2 separate regions of the Homo sapiens genome follow, and region 2 is linked to region 1. Evidence: read pairs that join two places in POLR2A ChIA-PET (ENCODE). Cell type or tissue: OCI-LY7. All regions are shown on one strand. Each heading gives the region's core, and the rest is flanking DNA. Links, peaks and the distances in the headings are about the cores only.

Evidence for each region. Peaks named below come from ENCODE experiments on the same cell type or tissue, not always from the same donor. Only the 100,000 strongest peaks of a DNase experiment are listed, where the experiment ranks them.
Region 2: POLR2A ChIA-PET joins it to region 1 with 8 read pairs; 6 of 35 experiments call an interaction of 5 or more read pairs at or near these places.

What each region holds. Positions count from the first base shown.
Region 1 is chr21:36,370,088-36,375,464 of GRCh38, forward strand. It overlaps MORC3 (MORC family CW-type zinc finger 3), which reads left to right. Exons shown (of 17, transcript NM_015358.3): 16 at 2,287-2,444; 17 at 5,056-5,377. The coding sequence ends at 5,209. Among named protein-coding and RNA genes, the nearest start is that of CHAF1B, 13 kb to the right of the region's middle. In OCI-LY7, for the core only: no CTCF peak of the experiment used is centred there; no DNase peak of the experiment used is centred there.
Region 2 is chr21:36,174,005-36,179,381 of GRCh38, forward strand. The region is part of intron 2 of DOP1B (DOP1 leucine zipper like protein B); the gene reads left to right. Among named protein-coding and RNA genes, the nearest start is that of DOP1B, 20 kb to the left of the region's middle. In OCI-LY7, for the core only: no CTCF peak of the experiment used is centred there; a DNase peak (open chromatin) is centred at 1,987.

The DNA of each region.
Region 1 (5,377 bases), core at 302-5,301:
CTAGCGTGGTGGTGGGAGGCTGAGGCAGGAGAATCACTTGAACCCAGGAGGCGGAGGCTGCCGTGAGCCAAGATTGCACCACCACATTCCAGCCTGGGCAACAGAGCGAGACTCTGTCTCAAAAAAAAGCTGCCAATTGCTTGATTGGAATGCTTTCACTTAAAAATAATTCTGTTCTTATTGAGTGTCTGTTATTCTACTGGTTCTCAACTGAGGAGAGGGCCTCCTGGAGGCATATGGAATTGTGTAGGGGCATTTTTGGTTCTTCCAATGTCTTGAGATGTGCATTCCTGAAAAATATTAGGGGTAGCCAGGTATGGTAAATGTCCTGTTCAGAATACCAATATTAACTTAATACCTCATTAATACAGTTAATTATGTTCTTTTTTGGGCATCAATTCTGCTTTTAAGTATAGTTAATCCTTTAGTTATGGAGTCATTCATTTTTCTAGATTATGTCTTTCAAGATTCCTGAGAGAAACTGACTTATCCCTTTTAAAATCTTTGATTAATATACATACATACATATATATATATATATATATATATATATTTTTTTTTTTTTTTTTTTTTTTTTTTTTTTTCTTCTTCTTCTTGAGACAGAATTTCGCTCTGTTGCCCAGGCTGGAGTGAGTGCAGTGGCCCAATCTCGGCTCACTGCAACCTCCACCTCCCGAGTTCAAGCGATTCTCCTGCCTCAGCGTCCCGAGTAGCTGAGATTACAGCACATGCCACCATGCCCGGCTAATTTTTGTCTTTTTATTAGAGACAGGGTTTCACCACATTGGCCAGGCTGATCTCAAACTCCTGACATCAAGTGATCCACCCATCTTGGCCTCCCAAAGTGTTGGAATTACAGGCGTGAGCCCCCATGCCTGGCCTGAGTTGCTTGTGTTCTGACTATCAGAACTGAGTCATCTGGCTAAAGGGTGCCTGGGAAATGCAGTCTTTATGCATGGGTTCTTCTACTGAGAAAGAAGGAGAAAAACGATAAATACCAAGAGACAAATGATAAATATCAGTAGCTTCTTCATATGCCCCTACTTCAAATTCAGGTAGCTCCTTTTAATCTATTTTATACATTTTTGTGTGTGAGGCCTTTGAAAGGATTTTCCTGCTAAAAAGAGTTTGGGAACCATGGTGTGGTGCTGTGCTGTCTCTTCCTTGGGAATATTTGCTACTCATGCAAACACTAATCTTGATGTCTTGGCTCAGGAGTTGAATGACAAAATACAGATGCTCCTCAACTTATGATGGTGTCAGTCCTGAAAAACCCATCATAGGTTGGAAACAGCATTAACTCCAACATTCATTTAATTACAGCCAACCTCCCAAAATCTTAGCCTAGCCTAACCTGCCTTAAAGTGCTCAGAACACTTGTGTTAGCCTACATTTGGGCAAAATCATCTAACACAAAGTCTGGTTTATTACAACATACTGAGTATTTCATGTAATGTATTGAATCTGTGCTGAAAATGAAAAACAGAATGATTGTATTGGTATGCAAAGTGTGGTTTCTATAGAATGCATATAACTTTCACACCATCATAAAGCTGGAAAATCATAAAGTCAAACCGTTGTAAGTCAGGGACCATCTGTTTATAAAAAGCATAAACTCATTATTGTAACTTAATTATAAGCTGATGAGTATGCAAGAAATAAAAACCACTGTGACATTAACATAATTTAGGCATTAGTATCTTGGTTTTTCTGTTTTGTTTTGTTTTGTTTTTTTTTTTTTTTGAGATGGAACTTCGCTCTTGTTGCCCAGGCTGGAGTGCAATGGCGTGATCTCAGCTCACCGCAACCTCCACCTCCTGGGTTCAAGCAGTTCTCCTGCCTCAGCCTCCCGAGTAGCTGAGATTACAGGCGGCTGCCATCACACCCAGCTAATTTTGTATTTTTTGTAGAGATGGGGTTTCTCCATTTTGGTCAGGCTGGTCTTAAACTCCTGATCTCAGGTGATCTGCCCACCTCAGCCTCCCAAAGTGCTGGGATTATAGGCGTGAGCCACCATGCCCGGCTGGTTTTTCATTTTCTAGGTACCACTTTTTTTTTTAAATCAAGTGGTAATATGTTGTATTCTCTCAGTGTAAAAAGATGTAGAAGTGAAGCTGTAAACGAATGAAGCCTTGTTTATAGAAAACTACTGGTTTTTCTTTGTGTATTTGTTTTTTGATAGTTGATAATGTTATCAAGCAGGTTCTCTATATTAGCTTGAAATTTCACTTTGCCATTAGTATTTTTAAGTTTTACAGTTATAAAGCTCATTTATATTTTTGTTAGGTTGAATTGCTGGAAATGGAAAAGTCACAAATCCGTTCACAGTGTGAAGAACTCAAAACTGAAGTAGAACAGTTAAAATCTACAAATCAACAGACGGCAACAGATGTTTCAACATCAAGTAACATTGAGGAGTCTGTAAATCATATGGATGGAGAAAGGTAATATTAAATGAGGCGTTTTTGTGGGGCTGCAATTATGGTTAGGATACTATTTATTTTTATCTGCTAGCACCCATCAAATAGATACTGTTCTGTCAAAAGAAGTTATTGATGGTCTGCTGTGACCCTGGTGTTATGATAGATAAAAAAGAAGTGACACTTCATTATCCTTCCTTTCCAGTTTCTGACCCTTTAGGTTCTATTTAAGTGGAATAGGAATTTAGAAGGGATAAAGCATTTGATTGGTCAGAGTGGTTTTAGAATGCTTTTTGAAGGAAAATAAAAATGGACAAGATATTGAAGAATAGGGGGAATTTGGCCATGAGTAGAAGACAGGAGACTTTTACTGAAACTCACTCCTTCAACCTGTTTTTCTTTTATTGTCGTACTTGGTACCATGTCTTTATGGCTTGCTGTCCTTATTTCACTGTATGCTCACTCTAATCTTTTAGGAAATTGCAAAATTATTAAAAATTGCCATAGTACAGATGATATTAGGAAGAAGTCCTATTAAAACAAGTAGATAGGCCAGGCGTGGTGGCTCACACCTATAATTCTAGCACTTTGGGAGGCTGAGTTGGGCGGATCACCTGAGGTCAGGAGTTCAAGACCAGCCTGGCCAACATGGTGAAACCCTGTCTCTACTAAAAGTACAAAAATTAGCCGGGCGTGGTGGCAGGCGCCTGTAGTCCCAGCTACTCGGGAGGCTCAGGCAGGAGAATCGCTTGAACCTAGGAGGTGGAGGTTGCAGTGAGCCGAGATTGCGCCACTGCACTCCAGCCTGGGTGACAGAGCAAGACTCTGTCTTAAAACCAAGCGTGGTGCCTCATGCTTGTAATCCCAGCACTTTGGGAGGCCAAGATGGGTGGATCACTTGAGGTCAGGAGTTCGAGACCAGCCTGACCAACATGGTGAAACCCCGTCTCTACTAAAAATACAAAATTAGCTTGGCATGGTGGTGCACACCTGTAACCCCAGCTACTTGGGAGGCTGAGGCAGGAGAATCGCTTGAACCTGGGAGAAGGAGGTTGCAGTGAGCCAAGATCGCGCCATCACGCTGTGGCCTTGGCAACAAGAGCAAAACTCCGTCTCAAAAAAAAAAAAAGCTGGTATGGGAACGATTAAAGTATTATCAAAGGTCTAGTGGACTCTTACCATAAAAGCTCACAAAAAAACATGCTCAAAATCACATTCTCCGCATTATCAGACTAAGGAAGAACATCTTGATCCCTTCATAGATTTCCACTCGAGAAAAATCAGTATCTAAATTAAATATGGACTTATTATATTGTAGTGGGGTAGGGAACAAGAACAACTGTAACACTCATTTTATGTGTTTGCCATAATATTTGAAGCAAAAGCTGCCTTACAGTTTAGGTGTTTATTGCTTAAATACTTTTGGGCATTTTTTAAAAAGTCTAGAATGTTGATATTCATAAACTTGGAAGGCATAATTATCTTAATCTATGGTTTCCCAGTGTTTTCAGCAAACCATTGTTCTCTGTAAATGCACGGTAACTTAAGCATGTAATAGGATCAGAGCAGTCCTACAATTATTATTATTATTATTTTTTTGGAGACAGAGTCTTGATCTGATGCCCAGGCTGGAGTACAGTTGCATAATCTCGGCTCACTGCAACCTCTGCCTCCCAGGTTCAAGCAATTCTCCTGCCTCAGCCTCACCAGTAGCTGGGACTATAGGTGTGCGCCACCACGCCCAGCTACATTTTGTATTTTTAGGGAGAGACGGGGTTTCACCATGTTGATCAGGCTGGTCTTGAACTCCTGACCTCAGGCGATCTGCCCGCCTCAGCCTCCCAAAGTGCTGGGATTACAGGCGTGAACCTCTGTGCCCGGCGTAAAAAAAAAGCTGCTTTAACATTGTTTAACACAATGTTTTGCAAGCTTATTTGACCACAGAACCTTTTATTACCTCTTACACAACTATGGATATCTTATAGAACATGTTTTAGATAATTCTGGCTAAGCATGGTGGTTCATGCCTGTAATCCCAGCACTCTGAGGTGGGCAGAATGCTTGATTGAGCCCAGGAGTTTGAGACCAGCCTGGGCAATATAGTGAAACCCCATTGCTACAAATAATAATAATAAAAATTAACCGGGCATGGTGGTGTGGGCCTGTGCTTCCAGCTACTCAGGAGGCTGAGGTGGGAGAATTGCGTGAACCCTGGAGAGCAGTGGTGCCATCGCAGCTCACTGCAGCCTTGACCTCCTGGGCTCAGGTGATCCCCCACCTCACCCTCTTGAGAAGCTGAGACTACAGGTGTCGTCACCAAGCCCGGCTAATATTTTGTGTTTTTAGTAGAGTCAGGGTTTCACCATGTTGGCCAGGCTGGTCTCGAACTCCTGGGCTCCAGCGATCTCCCTCCTCGGCTTCACAAATGCTGGGAATACAGGCATGGGCAAGTGCACCTGACTCATAAAAGTGAATTATTAAAGTAAATTGAGTTCTCTAGGGGAGGTTTTGCTTTTCCTTTTGTTTAATTGTATATTATTCTACGGAGATTTGATTTTGATATTTTACTTTTTAAGGTCTACATGAATCTTAACTTGTAATGCTCATCTAATAAGTTACATATTTGTATTTGCAGCCTCAAACTCCGATCTCTTCGAGTTAACGTAGGACAACTGCTGGCTATGATTGTGCCTGATCTTGATCTTCAGCAAGTGAATTACGATGTTGATGTAGTTGATGAGATTTTAGGACAAGTTGTTGAACAAATGAGTGAAATCAGTAGTACTTAAAGTATATGTTATGTAAGATAAAATATTTGCTCAATTCTTTTGGTTGTACAGCTTTCAAAATATAATTAATTTTGTTTTATAGATATGATAGGCAACAGACTGAAAACCATAATCTTTACTGTATTCTATGCATTCAAATGTGGTCACAAATATTGTGGACACATTATC
Region 2 (5,377 bases), core at 75-5,074, 200 kb before region 1:
GTCACACAGTTCAGCTTCCGGAGTCTTCATCAGTTAGCTACAAGCACCTCCTGTTTAAAGCAGAGCCTCCTGATGGTGTGTTTCAGAATTAGTGCTGCAGTGTGGTGGGAAGAACACGGGTTGGAGCTTGGAGACCTAGTGAACTACTCCAGCCCTTTACAGATCGGCTGCAAGAACTCTTTACCTAAAAACTTGGTGAGAGGCCAGGCGTGGTGGCTCACGTGTGTAGTCCCAGCACTTTGGGAGGCCAAGGTGGGTGGATTACTTGAGGTCAGGAGTTTGAGACCAGCCTTGCTGACATGGCGAAACCCCGTCTCTACTAAAAATGCAAAAATTAGCCGGGCGTGATGGCAGGCACCTGTAATCCCAGCTACTTGGGAGACTGAGGCAAGAGAATTTCTGGAACCTGGGTGGCGGAGGTTGCAGTGAGCCGAGATTGCACCACTGCACTCCAGCACTCCAGCCTGGGTAACCAAAAACCAAAATAATAAATAAATTAATAAAAACTTGGGTGAGTCCAACAGAATCCTTCTTCTTTTTTTGAGGCTGGAGTGCAATGGCATGATCTCAGTTTACTGCAACCTCTGCCTCCTGGGCTCAGGCCATCCTCCTGCCTCAGCCTCCCAAGTAGCTGAGACTACAGGCATGTGTGCGCTACCATGCCTGGCTAATTTTTGTATTTTCTTTTCATAGAGACAGGGTTTCACTATGTTGCCCAGGCAGGTCTCAAATTCCTGAGCTCGAGTGATCCTCACAAAGTGCTGGAATTATAGGCGTGAGCCACCGTGCCTGGCCGGGATCCTGATTTTTTACCCCTGCCTGAATCAACTCCTCTTCCCTGTTGACTAGTATTAGTTCACATAAATCCTCTTCAGCCTGGAGTCTGTGTTAGTCTGCTAGGGCTGCCATAACAAAATACCACTGGCAGAGTGGATTAAACAACAGATTGTTTTGTTTCACAGTTCTGGAAGCCAGAAGTCCAATATCAACGTGTCGGCAGGGTTGGTTCTTCTGAGGCCTCGCTGCCTGGCTTGGAGATGGTGTCTTCTCCCTGGGTCCTCACAGGATCATCCCTCTGGGTGTATCTGTATCCAGATTTCTTCTTCTTCTTCTTTTTTTTTTTTGAGATGGAGTCTCACTTTGTTGCCCAGGCTGGAGTGCAGTAGCACGATCTTGGCTCACTGCAACCTTCACCTCCCAGATTCAAGCGATTCTTCTGCCTCAGCCTCCAAAGTAGCTGGGATTACAGGTGCCTGCCACCACAGCCAGCTAATTTTTGTATTTTTAGTAGAGATGTGGTTTCACCATGTTGGCCAGGCTGGTCTCGAACTCCTGACCTTAAGTGATCCGCCCGCCTCGGCCTCCCAAAGTGCTGGGATTACAGGCGTGAGCCACCACGCCTGGCCCAGATTTCCTCTTCTTACAAGGACACCAGTCAGACTGCATTAGGGCTCACCCTAACTGCTTCATTCTACTTTGATTACCTATTTAAAAATCCTGTCTCCGGCCGGGTATGGTGGCTCATGCTTGTAATCCCTTGGCCTATGGGAGGCCAAGATGGGTGGATCACTTGAGGTCAGGAGTTCAAGACCAGCCTGGCCAACATGGTGAAATCCTGTTTCTATTGAAAATATAAAAACGAGCTGGGTATGGTGGCGCATGCCTGTAATCCCAGCTACTCAGGAGGCTGAGGCAGGAGAATCACTTGAACCCAGAAGGTGGAGGATGCAATGAACCAAGATGGCACTGCTGTTCTCTAGCCTGGGCAACAGAGTGAGACTCTGTCTCAAAAAAAAGAAAGAAAAGAAAAAGAAAAAGAACCTGTCTCTAAATACAGTCCCAGTCTCAGGTGGAGGTCAGGAAGGGCTTTGCCATAGGAGTTTGAGAGGGATACAGTTCAGCCATGACAGAATGTGATGAGGAGGTGCAGGCTGTCTCTCCACCTGTCACCTGTTTACAAAGCTGATCTCTGGTAGAAGCCCAGATGGTCTTTTATCACACACCTTGTGGAGGAACAGAGGAAGTGTGATTTCTTTAGTCTTGTTCTTGATCCAGGAGCCCAGTGAGGAGCTTCGACTTTGGGGTGTGTGTGCGTGTGTGTGTGTGTGTGTGTGTGTGGTGATACAGTTAAGCACCCAGAACTGCTGAGTCAGGAAAGCGTTCCAGGTGATTTGTGCCCCCTCCACCGCATGCCAAGAGCTCTGCACCAGCTTATTTATGGGGCACTGCATTGTGGGGGTATCCTACATGTCTGCTGGGGGTGGCCCTTTCAGCCTTCCTCCCCCACTGGAGCCTTGGTGCTGCTGCCACAGTTGACTCTGCACTCCTTATCCCTGCTGGCCAGACCCTGCATGCTCAGTGCCTAGAACAAGGCTACGAGCCCTGCCAGCCTCCTTGTGTATGAGCTGCATCTTTCAGCCTGCAGGGTGCCTGGTTTCATCTCAGCATCTCACTTGTAGGGCATCCTCTGTTAGAGCGTGACACCTAAATTTGGGGCTATGATTTTAGCCATTTTCTAGCAACCTTTGTTCTGATGACCTCTGTGGCTATGACCGTGAGGGTGGAGGTGGCCAGGTAAGTGCAGGGCCAGGGTCATCGTGGAATGATAAGGGCCTGAATTGCCTTCTGAGAAGACACCAAATGGAAAGGATGCTGTTGATGGGAATTCTTGACTGGCTTCACGTTAAACTAGATCCTGTACCTCTGCAGGAGAGGGGCCAGCCCAGCATCCATTTGTCTCTGGCAGTGTCCTGATGCTCTTGGCACCAGTATTTAGAAGATGCAGATCCAACTCCCGTTTTTTTCCCTCCCCTCCCCTTTCTTTTCTTTTTTGAGACAGAGTCTCACTCTGTCACCCAGGCTGGAGTGCAGTGACCCAATCTTGGCTCACTACAACCTCCACCTCCCAGGTTCAAGTGATTCTCCTGCCCCAGGCTCCTGAGTAGCTGGGATCACAGGCATGCGCCACCACACCTGGCTAATTTTTTTTGTATTTTTTGTAGAGACAGGGTTTCGCCAGACTGGTCTTGAACTCCTGACCTCAGGTGATCCGCCTGCCTCGACCTCCCAAAGTGCTGGGATTACAGGCGTGAGCCACCGTGCCCAGTCCTAACTCCCATTTCTAAGGTGTGGCAAAGGCTGCTGAATCCTTTGCTGTCGTTCTGTTGTGGGTGCCATGCTGGGGCTCTGATGATGTTGCAGCTTCACCCCTTACCCCAGGTTATCTGAAGGAGCTGAGGGTGTTCAAGAGCACTGCTACCCCAGGCTTCACAGCAGCCTCAGTGAGGGCCACTCACACTGTAAGATCGAGATGGTCTTTTTGAAAAGAGCATTTCTCTTTGCTGAAAAGAGTCTGATATGCTTTTCGATAATTTGTAGCCAGGATAGTCTATTTACTTTGTGTTTGAGTGAAGGAATATTTTTGCCATTCTTCCTTTCAGGTCTGCTGTGGGGCTGGAGGTAGTCCAGATTTAGAGATGAATTATTCCTCCAGTGCTGTGATTTGAATGGCTCTTCCAAAGTCCATGCTGAAACTTAACCCCAATTTGACAATATTGGGGTTGGGGGGGCCTTTAAAAGGTGACCAGACCATGAGGGCTCTGTTCTCATAAATGAGTTACTCGACGTATGGATTAATGCATTGATAGGTTATCCTGGGTGAGGAACTGGTAGCTAAATAAGAAGAGGAAGAGAGGCCTGAGCTAGCATTAGCATGCTCGGCCTCCTTGCCATGTGATATCCCACACCACTTCGGGACTCTGCAGAGAGTCTCCACCAGCAAGAAGGCCCTCACCAGATGCAGCCCCTTGAGCTTGGCCTCTGTAACTGTAAAAAGTAAATTTATTTTCTTTATAAATGACCCAGTTTCAGGTATTCTGTTATAAGCAACAGAAAATAGACTAAAATATCCAGCAATCTAACAGAATTGAGTTTATAGATAAGGGAAAGGGTTTGTGACCCACCTACACTATATAAATTCTCCCAAGAAAGTTAGGAGCTAGAAACTCCATGTCACGCCTTGGTGTGGAAGGTGCTGTGGACTGAATTGTGTTTCTCCTTCTCCCCTCAAACTCATATGCTGAAGTCTTAACCCCAGTGTAGCTGTATATCAAGGTAGGATCTTTGGCAGATGGTTTAGGTTAAATGAGGTCATGAGGATGAGACCCTAATTTAATAGGACTGTGGCCTTATAAGAATAGGAGGAGGGCAGGCACAGTGGCTCACACTTGTACTCTCAGGACTTTGGGAGGCTAAGGCAGGTGGATCACTTGAGCCCAGGAGTTTGAGACCAGCCTGGACAACATGGGGAAACCCCATCTCTACAAAAACAAACGAACAAACAAAATTAGCCTGGTGTGGTAGCATGCACCTGTAGTCTCAGCTACTTGGGAGGCTGAGGTGGGAGGTTTGCTTGAGTCCAGGAGTCTCTTAAGAAAAAAAAAAAAAGGAAGAGGAAGAGACAGACTTCCTCCCACCTCCCACCATGTGAGGACACAGTGAGGAGATGGCTGTCTGCAAGCCAGGAAGAGAGCTGAAACTGCTGGCACCTTGATTGCGGACTCCCAACCTACAGAACTGGGAGAAGTAAATTTCTGTTGTTTAAGCCGCCCACTCTGTGGTATTTTGTTATGGCAGCCTGGGCCAACTAATACAGAAGGAACTAAGTTAAACTTGTATTTTTCAGAAAAAAAGCAACTGTTTGAACAGGAATACCAACATTCAAGCTTGTATTTGAGTCACATACAGGCATTCCCATTTACCTATCTTTTAAAAATAGTCTTTTCCTTTTAAATTTCTTTCCAACTTTATTGGGCATACAATAAACTGCAAGCATTTAGAAGTGTATAATTTAAAGAGTTTTGACATAACGTTTATCCCTGTGAAACCATCACCACAATCAAGACAATGAGCATGGATCTGTCACCCCCAGAAGTTTCCTCCTGTCCTTTTGTCGTCTCCCTCCCTCCCTTGTCCCCAGACAACCACTGATCTGTTTTCTGTCACCATAGATTTGTTTGCATTTTCTGAAAGTTTATATAAATGGAATCCCACAGTATGTGCCGTCTCTCTCCTTTTCTGGTCTGGCTTCTTTCACTCAGCAAAGCTACTTCGAGAGTCATTCAGGCTGTTGTGTACATCAAAGTTTCCTTCTTTTTTACTGCTGAGTAAGAGTCCATGGATATATACAATTTCTTTATCCATTTCCCATTAGTGGACATTTGGGTTGCTTCCAGTAGGTATATGTTTAATTTTTTAAGAAGCTGCCAAACTGTTTGCCAAAGTGGTTGTATCATTTTACATTCCCAGCTGCAGTGTATGAAAGCTCCAGTTCTCCCCCATCCTCTTCAACACTTGGTATGGTCAGTCTTTTTCACTT